Linked DNA regions of Homo sapiens: region 2 is linked to region 1. Evidence: chromatin contacts called from ENCODE Hi-C or POLR2A ChIA-PET data. All regions are on one chromosome and are shown on one strand. Each heading gives the region's core, a stretch centred on a gene start or an enhancer-like site at or near the end of the contact. The rest is flanking DNA. Distances are from core to core; before and after follow the strand shown.

Region 1 (5,785 bases), core at 2,354-4,853:
ATATATCTTAATGGATAATTCCAGAAGGAGAATCACTGAACCAAACGGTACAACAGCCTTAAGGCTGATGGCATAAATTGCTCTGGGGAGATGTGCCTCCCATCTGAGGAACGACGTTCCCACAGAGGCACCCATGGCCATCTCTTTACCCCCAACTCCCCTCCTACAGTCTAGGCTTGCTCACACCACCCTGGCTACAAATCAACTCAAGAACACACTTCCTGAGAAACTCTCCAGTCAAACTGACTTTGTAAGCCCAGGCTGAGTGGAAAACAGATTCTGGCCCTGAATTATAAACTGTCAACTAGGAGAGTCAAGATCTACCTAAAGTGGAAAAAGACCTGATTACCCCTTTTCTACTCCCTGCAAATTCCTGCATGGAATCTGAAGCTCTGGGTTCCCATGGACCAGCCTAGGAACTCCAAAAAAAGCTTGTCTGTTCAAGATTGCAAAAGCCCAGCTCTGCCTGCCATGCCTTCTGGGGAGCTTCCTTCCTGCAGGCCTCTGATCCCACCAGGCTACGGGCCCTGCACAGACATAACAGCCTTCAGGCCAGACAGGCCTCTGGGGGTTGGGAAAGCAGCCAATTGTCATTTTTTAAGGCATCATCAAGGAAAAGCCAGGGGCTGAGGCTGGAAAGAAAGGCCTGTGAGGACAGGCAGGGCTGTGCAGTTAGGAGCCTCTCACCCTACCTCGAGCTTGTCTCGCTGAGGAGGAGATGCTGCTGCTGATATGTGACAAAAGCAAGAGGACATGCTCCTCCAGATCCCCTGGTGGTCACTCTTATGGCAGCTAAGGCTCACAAATCCCCCCACCTCCCAGGGCCCTGGATGCCCTACTCCAGGCCTCCTAGACCAGCAGCACATGCATTGCTCATGGCTTCTGGGCAGAGTCCAGTCCCAGGTGATGCATGGTCCTCACTGCACAGATCTGAAGCCTGACGGCCAAAGTAGATGCTGTTTCCCAGGTGTGAGTGCTCGCTTCACTCACGCCAGACAATCTGAATGATATGGTTTGGCTGTGTCCTCACCCAAATCTCATCTTGAATTTCCACCATGTTGTGGGAGGAACTGGGTGGGAGGTAATTGAATCATGGGGCCAGGTCTTTCTCATGCTGTTCTTGTGATAGTGAATAAATCTCATGAGATCTGATGGGTTTTTGTTTTGTTTTGTTTTGAGACAGAGTCTTGCTCTGTTGCCAGGCTGGGGTGCAATGGCACGATCTTGGCTCACTGCAACCTCTGCCTCCCAGGTTCAAGCGATTCTCCTGCCTCAGCCTCCTGAATAGCTGGGACCACAGGTGCATGCCACAATGCCCAGCTAATTTTTGTATTTTTAGTACAGATGGGGTTTCACCATGTTGGCCAGGATGGTCTCAATCTGTTGACCTTGCGATCCACCCACCTCGGCCTCCCAAAGTGCTGGGATTACAGGCGTGAGCCACAGTGCCCGGCTGATCTGATGGTTTTATAAGGGAGAGTTTCCCTGCACAAGCTCTCTTTCTGCTTGCTACCAACCTTGTAATATGTGACTTGCTTCCCCTTGCCTTCCACCATGATTGTGAGGCTTCCCCAGACACGTGGAATTAACCCTCTTTTTCTGTATACATTTTCCACTCTTACGTATGTCTTTATCAGCAGCACGAAAACAAACTAATACACTGGGTCTGGCCTGGATTTTAGAGGCCATGTGGCCATAAGACGGCTCCCGCATGTGATGGCCCAATATTGCTTGACATTCCCCTCCCATTGCCCTGTGACAGGACCTTGGATGGGGAACAGACTCAGAACTAGAACCTCCAGACTCGTGCCCATGCTGATGAGGTGCCGAGCAGGCAGGATCGCTGGGCTGGTGATCCCCTGGGTGCTTGTAACATACTCACTTATCACACCCTTGAGTGTGCAGCTCACAACAGACATCAGGATCACTGTCCAGGAGTGTCCTGGGTTAACCTTTGTTGGCTGGGCCTCAGTGCCATTCTCAGCAACGTAGGCAAGCATCAGCCCTAGGGCTCAGCTGATCCTTGGCTGGGGGGCTGGCAGCTTCCATGTGTCCCTGGGAATAAAAGAGGAGGCTTTTATTAGCTTAAACTGCCCCCAGCAGATCCAAGAAAAACATTGCAAGGGCCTGGGCTCTGGGCTCAGCACCAGACACTCATCCCACCCTGGCCACCAGGGCCCCTTCCCGGAACCTACCCCCTCCTCTTTGCATCCAGTTTGCTCAGGTCTGATTAATCCAGCCACAAAAGTCTGGGATGGTCCTGGACAATCCACATGTCCAGGGTTAGGACTTAGGGCTTCTTGCCTAAATGTGTGAACACTTGTGAATCTGAGAGGGGATATAATTTTAGAATCCAGCTCCATTCTCATTCAGCTTCAAATTACATTCTCACCTTCACCCTGTAGTGGGTACATCTGTTCTCAAGGGCGGTCAGAACCTCATGGAAGGCAGACAATGTAGGACATTCGTTTCAGCACTTTGAAAGCAGAGAACAACCACTCGTGCAGAAAAACAAAATGTGTGCTAAACCTTTCTACGTACTATTCTACCTCTCTAATATTTATTCATCTCATTTTATTATTTCACCATTATTATGGTTGAGGCCCTTCCTATGAACATCAGTAACCAGCTACAAGCTAATACAAATCTTACTTTATAATGCCCTTTGCCATGTACTTTAAAAAAAAAAATCAAGTAGAGACGGGTCTTGCTATGTTGACCAGGCTGGTCTCAAGCTCTTGGCCAACCCTCCCACCTCAGCCTCCCAAAGTGCTAGGATTATAGGCGTGAGCCACTGTGCCTGGCCAGCCATGTACAGCCATGTTTTTACTACTATCCCTAAGACTTGACTATTTAATGGAGATTCCAACATTTTTTGTTTTAATATGAAAGTGCTAAAGCTTCCCTGAAAACCCCCTGGATACAACACCATCTGCATATGCCCAAGGACAGCACTCAGGCCCAGCATGGCCCTCTGGGACAGCCCAGCCACTCAGAAGCTGAGAACAGTATGTGGCTGGGGGTGGGAGCTGGCACTCCCCTGTGGATGACCAGGCAGGATGGACCAGAGGTGCTGGTCTGTGCTGATGCCCATGTCCACCTTCCCCACTCCCCTCTGACCACCAGGGTCTCTGAGTAGAGGCCGCTTGGGCCCTTGCTCAAGCTGACAACCTGTGAGGCAGCCAGGCAGCCGAGGAGAAGTGAAAGGGCAGGAGTGGGGGAACTGAAACTCACTGTATGGTGTGGTTTTGGGGGGTGCCCCCCTGGGTCTCCCCCCGGGGCCTCTGCACTGAGAGCATCACAGTGGGCTGCTGTGCTCAGCCTTGCCTCCCCCTCCCCAGCTCCTTCACAAACGGGACCCTCCAACCCTCCCTGATCTGTCCATCTTACCGGCTTCTTCCAGCCTGCCGGATGGCGGACAGGGGTCACCTTGACACGTACCTATCACCTTGAGGAAAAGGTTTTAACGGAGCATGTCCGAACCCTCTGGGACTCTCTCTCCACCAGCACCACAAGGACCATGTGCCTGGGGAGTTCAATCCCACCTGTGGAGACTTCTCCCCACCCTAGGCCCTCAGCCACATCCACGGCACAAGTCAGAACTAAAACAGAAACAGAAACCAAAGACCACATCCTGCCGGCACAGCCTGCGGGTTACTGCAGCCAGCTCTGGGAGCCCACTGCCTGCTGAGGTGCAGCCCTGGCAGATGAAGCCCCAGCACTCAGAAAGGCTCCTTTTGAGGGCAGTGTCCCACCAGACACCTCCCACTTCCTGGTCTGCAGGCTTTTTCCCCAGGAAAAACTTAGTTGCAGGGAGGATGAGATGATGGTGCACCTCTCCCTCCAAGTGCATAAGCTGTCCCTAGGCCTCACTGACACTCCCTATCCCCCAAGAGTAGATCCCAGGGGACAGGGGACATGAGGCTCCTTTGAGGACTGCAGGACCTGAACCAGAGTTTCTTGGAACATATGAATGAATGATGAGCCCTTATAGCAACTAACATATGGATGGAACTTAGATCATCTCTCATGATTTTCTCAGGCTCCTGAGGGGCAGGAAGGGCAGAAATGGTCACCTCTATTTTAGAAATGAAAACACAGAGGGTTCAGGACATTAAGAGATTTGGCCAAATCCAAACATTTGATTCAAATCCCAGTCCTCAGCCTCCAGAATCACCCTGTCCCCATACAATGTGCCTTCGAACTGCTTCCCACCCAAATCTCATCCTTAAGGCACATGTCTGCATGCAAGGGTCTTCAAGTCAGTGTAAACTACTTAGTCCATTCCAAGTAAGCTGCTTATTTTGCAAACTTATAGCTGAGTTTGTCCATGCAGCTTCTGGTCAATATGCCTGAGACGCTGCTGGGAGCGTGAAGAAGCAGAGACCACCGGCCTGTTTCAAGCACTGTCATCTCTCCTGCCCTCCTCTGCAGCCACCATTCTGACTCCTTCTTCCAGACCCTGCTCCCTCCTCACTCCTTTGCGATGCCGTCCCACAACCTCCAGGTCATTCCATCACTGATGTTCCCAGGGGGATCTGACCATCCTTCAACTGAAACATGTCATCCCATCTTAAAATTCTTTCTATGTAGCCGGGCGCGGTGGCTCACGCCTGTAATCCCAGCACATTGGGAGGCCGAGGCGGGCGGATCACGAGGTCAGGAGATCGAGACCATCCTGGCTAACATGGTGAAACCCCATCTCTACTAAAAGCACAAAAAATTAGCCAGGTGTGATGGTGGGCACCTGTAGTCCCAGCTACTTGGGAGGCTGAGGCAGGAGAATGGCGTGAACCTGGGAGGCAGAGCTTGCAGTGATCTGAGACCACGCCACTGCACTCCAGCCTGGGCGACAGAGCGAGACTCCGTCTCAAAAAAAAAAAAAAAATTCTGTCTATGTGTCTGTTTCCCCCACCACGCTATGAATTTCTTGAGATCATAAAATTTCTGCTGGATGGATGGACAGGCAAGGTGGAGAAGGGCCCAGCTGCATTTAAATTCTTGGGCGACTGAAACATCCAATGTTACTAATCAAACATAGCAATGTCTTGTGTTTTTCTCTAATTTATAGGCCACCATCACAGATGAGCCATACATGTTGGTTTACTAAAGGCAAGGCTGTCTCTGCAGGTGAAGGAAGCAAGGAGTGTGCTCACTCTCCTTTCTCCCATCTCCAGGAGCCATTGCACCACCAGAGAATGAAGAGAGGCAGAGTGGGCGGCCTGGGTTTGCACAATACAGAAGGCATGTCCAACATCACGCAAGGAAGACTGGGGCAGGAACAGACTGTTCCAGGCATCAGGGGAGATACTGCAGCCTCCTATGTGGGCAAGGGGCCAAGCGCAGGTTCAGGTCAGAGAATAACAACTCCTGTTCTGTTATTTCTACAATGTGCTGGCACTCTCAAAAGCCACATCAGTTTTCATGCACATAGGATTCACTTCCCAAAGAGGCTACTGGCAGGAAATTCCCTTCGCACCATTTTCTCTCCTTTCCTATAACTATTTAAGGTAAGCTGGGCTTGCAGGATTGAGTCTCTGCTTCTCTGACCAGAACCTAAAAATCAGATCTCTCTCCCCGGCCCCTCATCATCTCCTTGGCCTGGAACCTAACACTGGAGCCAGAAAGCATGCAGGCAAATACTACCTCTGTTTTTTTACCCCCACTCTCCTTTTCCTTAACACTCCCCAAATCTCCCTGTAAAGGAAAAAAAGTTTTTTCCTTCTGCTCTCACACTCAAAGCAGAACACTTCTGTGACCAGATATGGGGTGGGCGTGGAGGGGG
Region 2 (5,785 bases), core at 1,888-4,387, 250 kb before region 1:
TTGCTCTGTTGCTCAGGCTAGAGTGCAGTGACACAATCACAGCTCACTGCAGCCTAGATCTCCTGGGCTCAAGGGATCCTCCCATCTCAGCTTCCCAAGTAGCCAGGACTACAGGAGCGTGCCACCACACCCAGCTAATTGTTAAATTTTTTTGTAGAGACGGGGTCTCCCCATGTTGACCAGGCTGGTTTTGAATTCTTGGGCTCAAGCAATCCTCCCGCTTTGGCATCCCAAAGTGTTGGGATCACAGGTGTGAGTTACTGCACCTGACCCACTAGAGAGTAGATTTGTTATTTGCTGTAGGATCTGCCCTCTTTTAACATGAAAATATCTTTAGGAGGTAAAATAATAACTTTTTTTTTTTGAGACAGGGTCTCACTCTATTGCCCAGGCTGGAGTGCAGTGGTGTGATCTCAGCTTACTGCAGCATCGACCTCCCAGGCTTAGATGATCCTCCTGCCTCAGCCTCCCAAGTAGCTGGGATTATAAGCACACACCATCATGCCCAGCTAATTTTGTATTTTTTGTAGAGATGGGTTTTTGCCATGTTGCCAAGGCTGGTTTTGAACTCCTGGGGTCAAGGGATCCATACACCTTGGCATCCCAAAGTGCTGGGATTACAGGTGTAAGCCACCATGCCAGGCCATAACTAATATTTTTATAGCACTTCTTTTCCTGAAAAAAATGCCCTTCTGAATTGTTATAGCACTTTAAAAAGGAATTTCACATATTTTGAGATAAGCAGCTGGTCTGCTATCTCACACTCATACTAATAATTATTTTATTATGGTGGGGTCCTGTATGGGAATCTAAGCAGCTGAGGAAGCAAGGCTAGGTACTTGGCGGGTTCATTTGGGTGGAGGCTTTTTTTGTGTGTGTGTTTTGTTGTTTTGTAAAACTGCCTGGGGCCAAGAGATTGGAAGTTACGGATAAAGATATACTATCTTTCCAAAGAGGTCCTTTCTTTGAACAGCTAGATCTGCAGTCCTTACCTGAAGATGATTTTGCTCATTCCTCCCCATGACCTTTGGTGATGTCTGGAGACATTTTTGATTGTCACATTGGGGAGGGTGATGCTACTGGCACGTAGTGGGTAGAGGCTGGGGATGCTTCTAAACATCCTATGATGCACAGGACAGTCCCCACAAGAATTATCCAGCCCAAATGTCAATAGTGCCAAGGATGAGAAATTATAAGCTAGAGAAAGAAGAATTCATTGACGAGCTGGAGGAAGCTTCTTGAATTATTATTTATGTTATATATTTAAGAACTTAGAGGCGGGGCACGGTTGCTCACGCCTGTAATCCTAGCACTTTGGAAGGCTGAGAAAGGTGGATCACCTGAGGTCAGGTGTTCAAGACCAGCTTGGCCAATGTGGCGAAACCCCGTCTCTACTAACAATACAAAAATTAGCCGGGCGTGGTGGCTGGCACCTGTAATCCCAGATACTGGGGAGGCTGAGGGAGGAGTATCGCTTGAACCCGGGGAGCGGAGGTTGCAGTGAGCCGAGATTGCGCCACTTTACTCCAGCCTGGGCAAAAGAGCGAAACTCCGTCTCAAACAAAAACAAAAACAAAAGAACTTAGAAAAGGAAGTAAGTCACACACAGTAACCGTTTTTTCTTTTGGGGTATGGCTAGTAGTTTCTAGGAATCCTGGAGACTTTATCTGGATTTCAGTTAGGCATTTCACCAGTTCTCATGGCATCTTTATGGAGGAATATGGGCCAAGAAGACAGTTCGGTTGTGTCGTCCACCTGTATTCGAAGCCTACTGAGAAATTTTTGATGGCAGGAGCATTAAGGTCTTTAGTGGCATGCAGCAGAGTTCTGTCCTCCGCTCTGTCTTATTAAACACTTGGACAGAATGCTGATCAGATTTGAGAAGGATAACAAATCTGGGAAGGGTAGGCATCCCCAAAGATCTTCACCACCAGGAACAACGGTTTGCTTCGTTCAGGCCATCACAGTGTCCTTAGTGAGGGACACCACAACCCATAGGCTGTCCAGAGGAGCGTAATGGGGAAGAATGTGAAAGAGCTTGAAAATCAGGACCTGAGGACATTGCGAGATGGAAAAACACCGTGGGACAAAATGAGGAAAACCGAGAGAAATGGAAATGGCATATACGAAGGCTTTGAGGGAGGACTGTGCCCCTGGGGGAAACTGTGCCCCCGGGCTGGAGTCACAGGCATAGTTTGGCCTCATAGAAGGAGAGGTCGATTAACAAACCTTGCAAGTGTTCAAATGTGGAATGGGCTTGCTCGGAAGGTACTGTCAAGACAGAGACCATCCGAGGGCTTTTATTGCAAGTGTCGAGACACATTGCTGGTGTTTCTCCTTAGAACGTCCTCCAATCTGCTCTGACTTCCGCCCGCACCCGCCTGAGTCCTGCCCCATTCCAAGGGTGGCACATCCAGGTCCCGAGGGCGCCAGCCATGCCCGGAGCACGGGCTGATCTGCGTAACTCTGTCCCTTCGGGAGACTTCTGGGAAATAGTTCTAGTCCTTGCTATCCTTGCTTTCTGGTTTTCAGAAATCAGTGCAGCTGCTGGCTTTATGCAGTCTTCTGCGGGACACTGCACACATCCAGGTGTTTATGTCATTTTTTAAAAAAAACAAATGTTAGATTGGGTGACTAACTTGACAGGACATGAGGAATCTCTTCAAGAGGAATCAGATTTTCTTCAGGATACGTCATCCAGAGACAAGAGCCAAGGGATGTAGAAACCCAGGGAAGCCTCGCGTCCCCACAAAGCCCGCCGGCCAAATCCCGAAGGGGCTCTACCGGGCCAGCTAGCCCGGAGCAGTCCGCGTTTTAGACTTAGAGGCGCGCGACTGCGCGCACCCGGCTGGAGCTGCGGAGAGGACCAATGAGCGGGCGCTCTCTCCGCTCCGGCTCGGGATTGGGCAAGCCGCGCCAGCCTCTCACGGGCGGGGTGGGACTCGGATCCGCGCGCCCACTGCGCCAGAGTCCCGGGGGCGCGTGCGCGGTCTCGCGGCGGCCGCAGGGGCCGGTCTCGCGCGGTCTAGAAGTGGAGTTGCTGGCGGCTGCGGCGGTGACGGCGGCGACGGAGGAGGCAGGCGGTGGGGCGGGGGCGGGGACTAAGGATTCTGAGGTGGGGAGTCGGGAGTTTCTGGATTCTTTATCCGGAATTTCAAGGGCCGCCGGAGGGCTGTCGCTTCTGCAGTGCGTAGGAGCGGCCGGGGCGGGAGGCTCCGCGGAGCCGAGGCGTGGAGGTAAGAGGCGGATCGGCGGCGGCTGGGCTGTAGAGATCTTAATCAACAGGTCCCTGGGAGCGCGGCGGGGGAGGGGCGGGCGGCCGGGCTCCCCTTCCCCCACACGCTGCGCAAACTCCGGCCAGCGGGAGACCCCTGGCAGCCAGGCGGGCTTCCTCAGGCGCGCGAGCTGCGGCCGTGGAGGGTGTGAGCCCAACCTTTGTCCCTCGGAGCAACGCTGCCTGCGCGGTGCCCGCTCCTTCTGCTTGGCTGGGCATGCACCTTGGCGCGGGCCACAGCCAGCCGAGCCCGAGGTGCAGGGGGCGCGGCGGGGAGTCGTCTGCCCCCTGCGCCCTCTCTCCGAGGTCGCGACGCGCGGGACTCTCCCGGCCGGGTCTGGGAAATCGGCGAGGGAACGCTTTCCTTTAGAAGTCAGAATGTAGTCAGCGTTCCTCTGCCTGACTCAGCTGCTGGTATTCTGCTGCTCATTGCGTTCTTAAACACGCAAACAGTTCCTGCTTCCTTGTGACCACTTTAAAAGAAAAGCCTAGTTTTGTTCATGGTTTCTGATACTTTAAGGTTGCACGTTGAACTTTGAAGCATGTAAATTGTTATAACCTACGTTTAATGAAGTTTGCTTTAAACGATCTTTGTAGTAAATTATGTAACTTTCTAATGATCATAACTCACCTTCTGTTGATTGACATACAGTAATGTGTACGGAATGTAGGTTTCGGTCAAAAGGTTTTTCTTGGCAGTTTATGCTAAAATTAAAATCTGATGGCTAGGAAGTTTTTAGATGTAGTATGGAGTGTGTGTTTTGTCTCCATACTCGTTTAGAATAGTAAGAATTTAGATTTGGAAAGTCAGTTGAACAAAAATTTTGAAATTTTGATTTGACTGACGCAGTGAAAGGTGTTAATATTTCTGATTTTTTAAAAAAGCAATATCATGTTTTAATGATAGTTTACTAATTATGCTTTTGGATTATACCAGAAGTTAATAACCTGTTAAATTATGCAATAGGAACAAATGACGTGTTGGTTATTGGTGTCTTTGAAGTATTGGTGGTAATGAAACTTATTAAATAAGCTTCCTTGAATTAAGAACTACGATTTTTTTTTTTTACTAGATCCCTGTGGACATAGCTATTGTGGATAGGTTTTATAGGCTTTCTATTTGCGGCAGGATGAGCTATTAAATTATAATGTAAGAGATTTATAGATAAAACAGGCAAAAATAGGAAAAGCAATTCATTATTTTATCTTTAAAAATCTGGTAAATTTTACCATGTACCTGAATTAGTTTTGGCAAGACGGACTTGAACTTGACAAATTAAGGTGGATTGATTAACATTAATTTGTTTTAGAATGTTAAAACGGGAGAGAATATATAAGTTCTACTTGAGGGTGACCCAAGTCAGTACAGTGGGTTTAGCTTTTACATGATCTTGAATTATGATTTTGATTAAAAATCTCATCACAGGGGCACGTGTTTTCAGGATCTCCTGAGGGCTGTGTCATGGAAAAAATAAAATTTATCACCCATTCCAAGAAATTTGATCAATTTTATATATTATTTACTGAAATGCCCTATTTCTCTGATATTTTCTGATTTCAGAGTGTCTAGAAAAAAATAGTATCTTGACATATGTGCTTATATAGAATATAATTGTCTTTTCTTTTTTTTTTTGTGAGACATAGTCTCGCTCTTGCCCAGGCTGGAGTGTAGTGGCGCGATCTTGGCTCACTGCAGTCTCCACCTCCCTGGTTCAAGTGATTCTCCTGCTCTCAGCCTCCCGACTAGCTGGGACTACAGGTGCTCGCCACCACACCTGGCTAATTTTTGTATTTTTAGTAGAGACGGGGTTTCACCATGTTGGCCAGGCTGGCCTCGAACTCCTGACCTCAGGTGATCCACCCGCCTCGGCCTCCTGAAATGCTGGGATTACAGGCGTGAGCCACCGCCAGAATATAATTTTTTTTTTTTTTTTTTTTTGAGACGGAGTCTCGCGCTGTCGCCCAGGCTGGAGTGCAGTGGCGCAATCTCGGCTCACTGCAAGCTCTGCCTCCCGGGTTCACGCCATTTTTCTGCCTCAGCCTCCCGAGTAGTTGGGACTACAGGTGCCCGCCACCACGCCTGCTAATTTTTTGTATTTTTTTTTTAGTAGAGACGGGTTTTCACCGTGTTAGCCAGGATGATCTCAATCTCCTGACCTCGTGATCCGCCCGCCTCGCCCTCCCAAAGTGCTGGGATTACAGGCGTGAGCCACCGCGCCCAGCCCTTATGATTTTTGATCATATACTTACTGAATCATAGGATCGTTGAGTTGGAAGTAATCTTAGTGGTTATATAGTCTAACCTCTTCATTTTCCATGAAAAAGAAAGTGAGGCTTGCAGGAGTTAAGTAATCCGTAGTCTGACTGCTAGTTAGGGGCAGACTTGGAACTACATGAATGCTAAAATGCTGTTCTCCATATTCTAAGTCTCCATATTCTAAATTCAGTGCTCTTCTCAGGATGTCTCATTGTTAGATAAACCAATAAGTTGCCTTTTCCAAATCACTTAAC

The links. Hi-C counts contacts between places; a loop is a spot of excess contacts on that map. ChIA-PET counts read pairs that join two places held with the same protein, here RNA polymerase II (POLR2A). Pooled maps may share reads with other maps.
Region 2: a map of OCI-LY7 shows a loop between it and region 1 (12-fold over the local background). The contact joins the promoter of PALS1 here to the promoter of TMEM229B in region 1. A Hi-C loop is called at or near these places in 2 of 168 maps with a recorded cell type or tissue (CD8-positive, alpha-beta T cell and OCI-LY7), 7 of 37 single-sample maps with no recorded cell type and 12 of 50 pooled maps. POLR2A ChIA-PET finds 5 or more read pairs at or near these places in 2 of 52 experiments (RWPE1 and activated T-cell).

The regions. Positions count from the first base shown.
Region 1 is chr14:67,485,118-67,490,902 of GRCh38, forward strand. It overlaps TMEM229B (transmembrane protein 229B), which reads right to left and starts at 3,604. Exons shown (of 3, transcript NM_001348543.2): 1 at 3,391-3,604; 2 at 1,883-2,055. It also overlaps a transcript of GPHN not described here. RefSeq lists enhancers at 2,946-3,015, 3,179-3,678, 3,316-3,735.
Region 2 is chr14:67,238,298-67,244,082 of GRCh38, forward strand. PALS1 (protein associated with LIN7 1, MAGUK p55 family member) reads left to right here and starts at 3,138. Exons shown (of 15, transcript NM_022474.4): 1 at 3,138-3,236. LOC124903330 (a long non-coding RNA gene) reads right to left here and starts at 3,112. Exons shown (of 2, transcript XR_007064217.1): 1 at 993-3,112. It also overlaps a transcript of GPHN not described here. RefSeq lists an enhancer at 2,490-2,769 and a silencer at 2,750-3,719.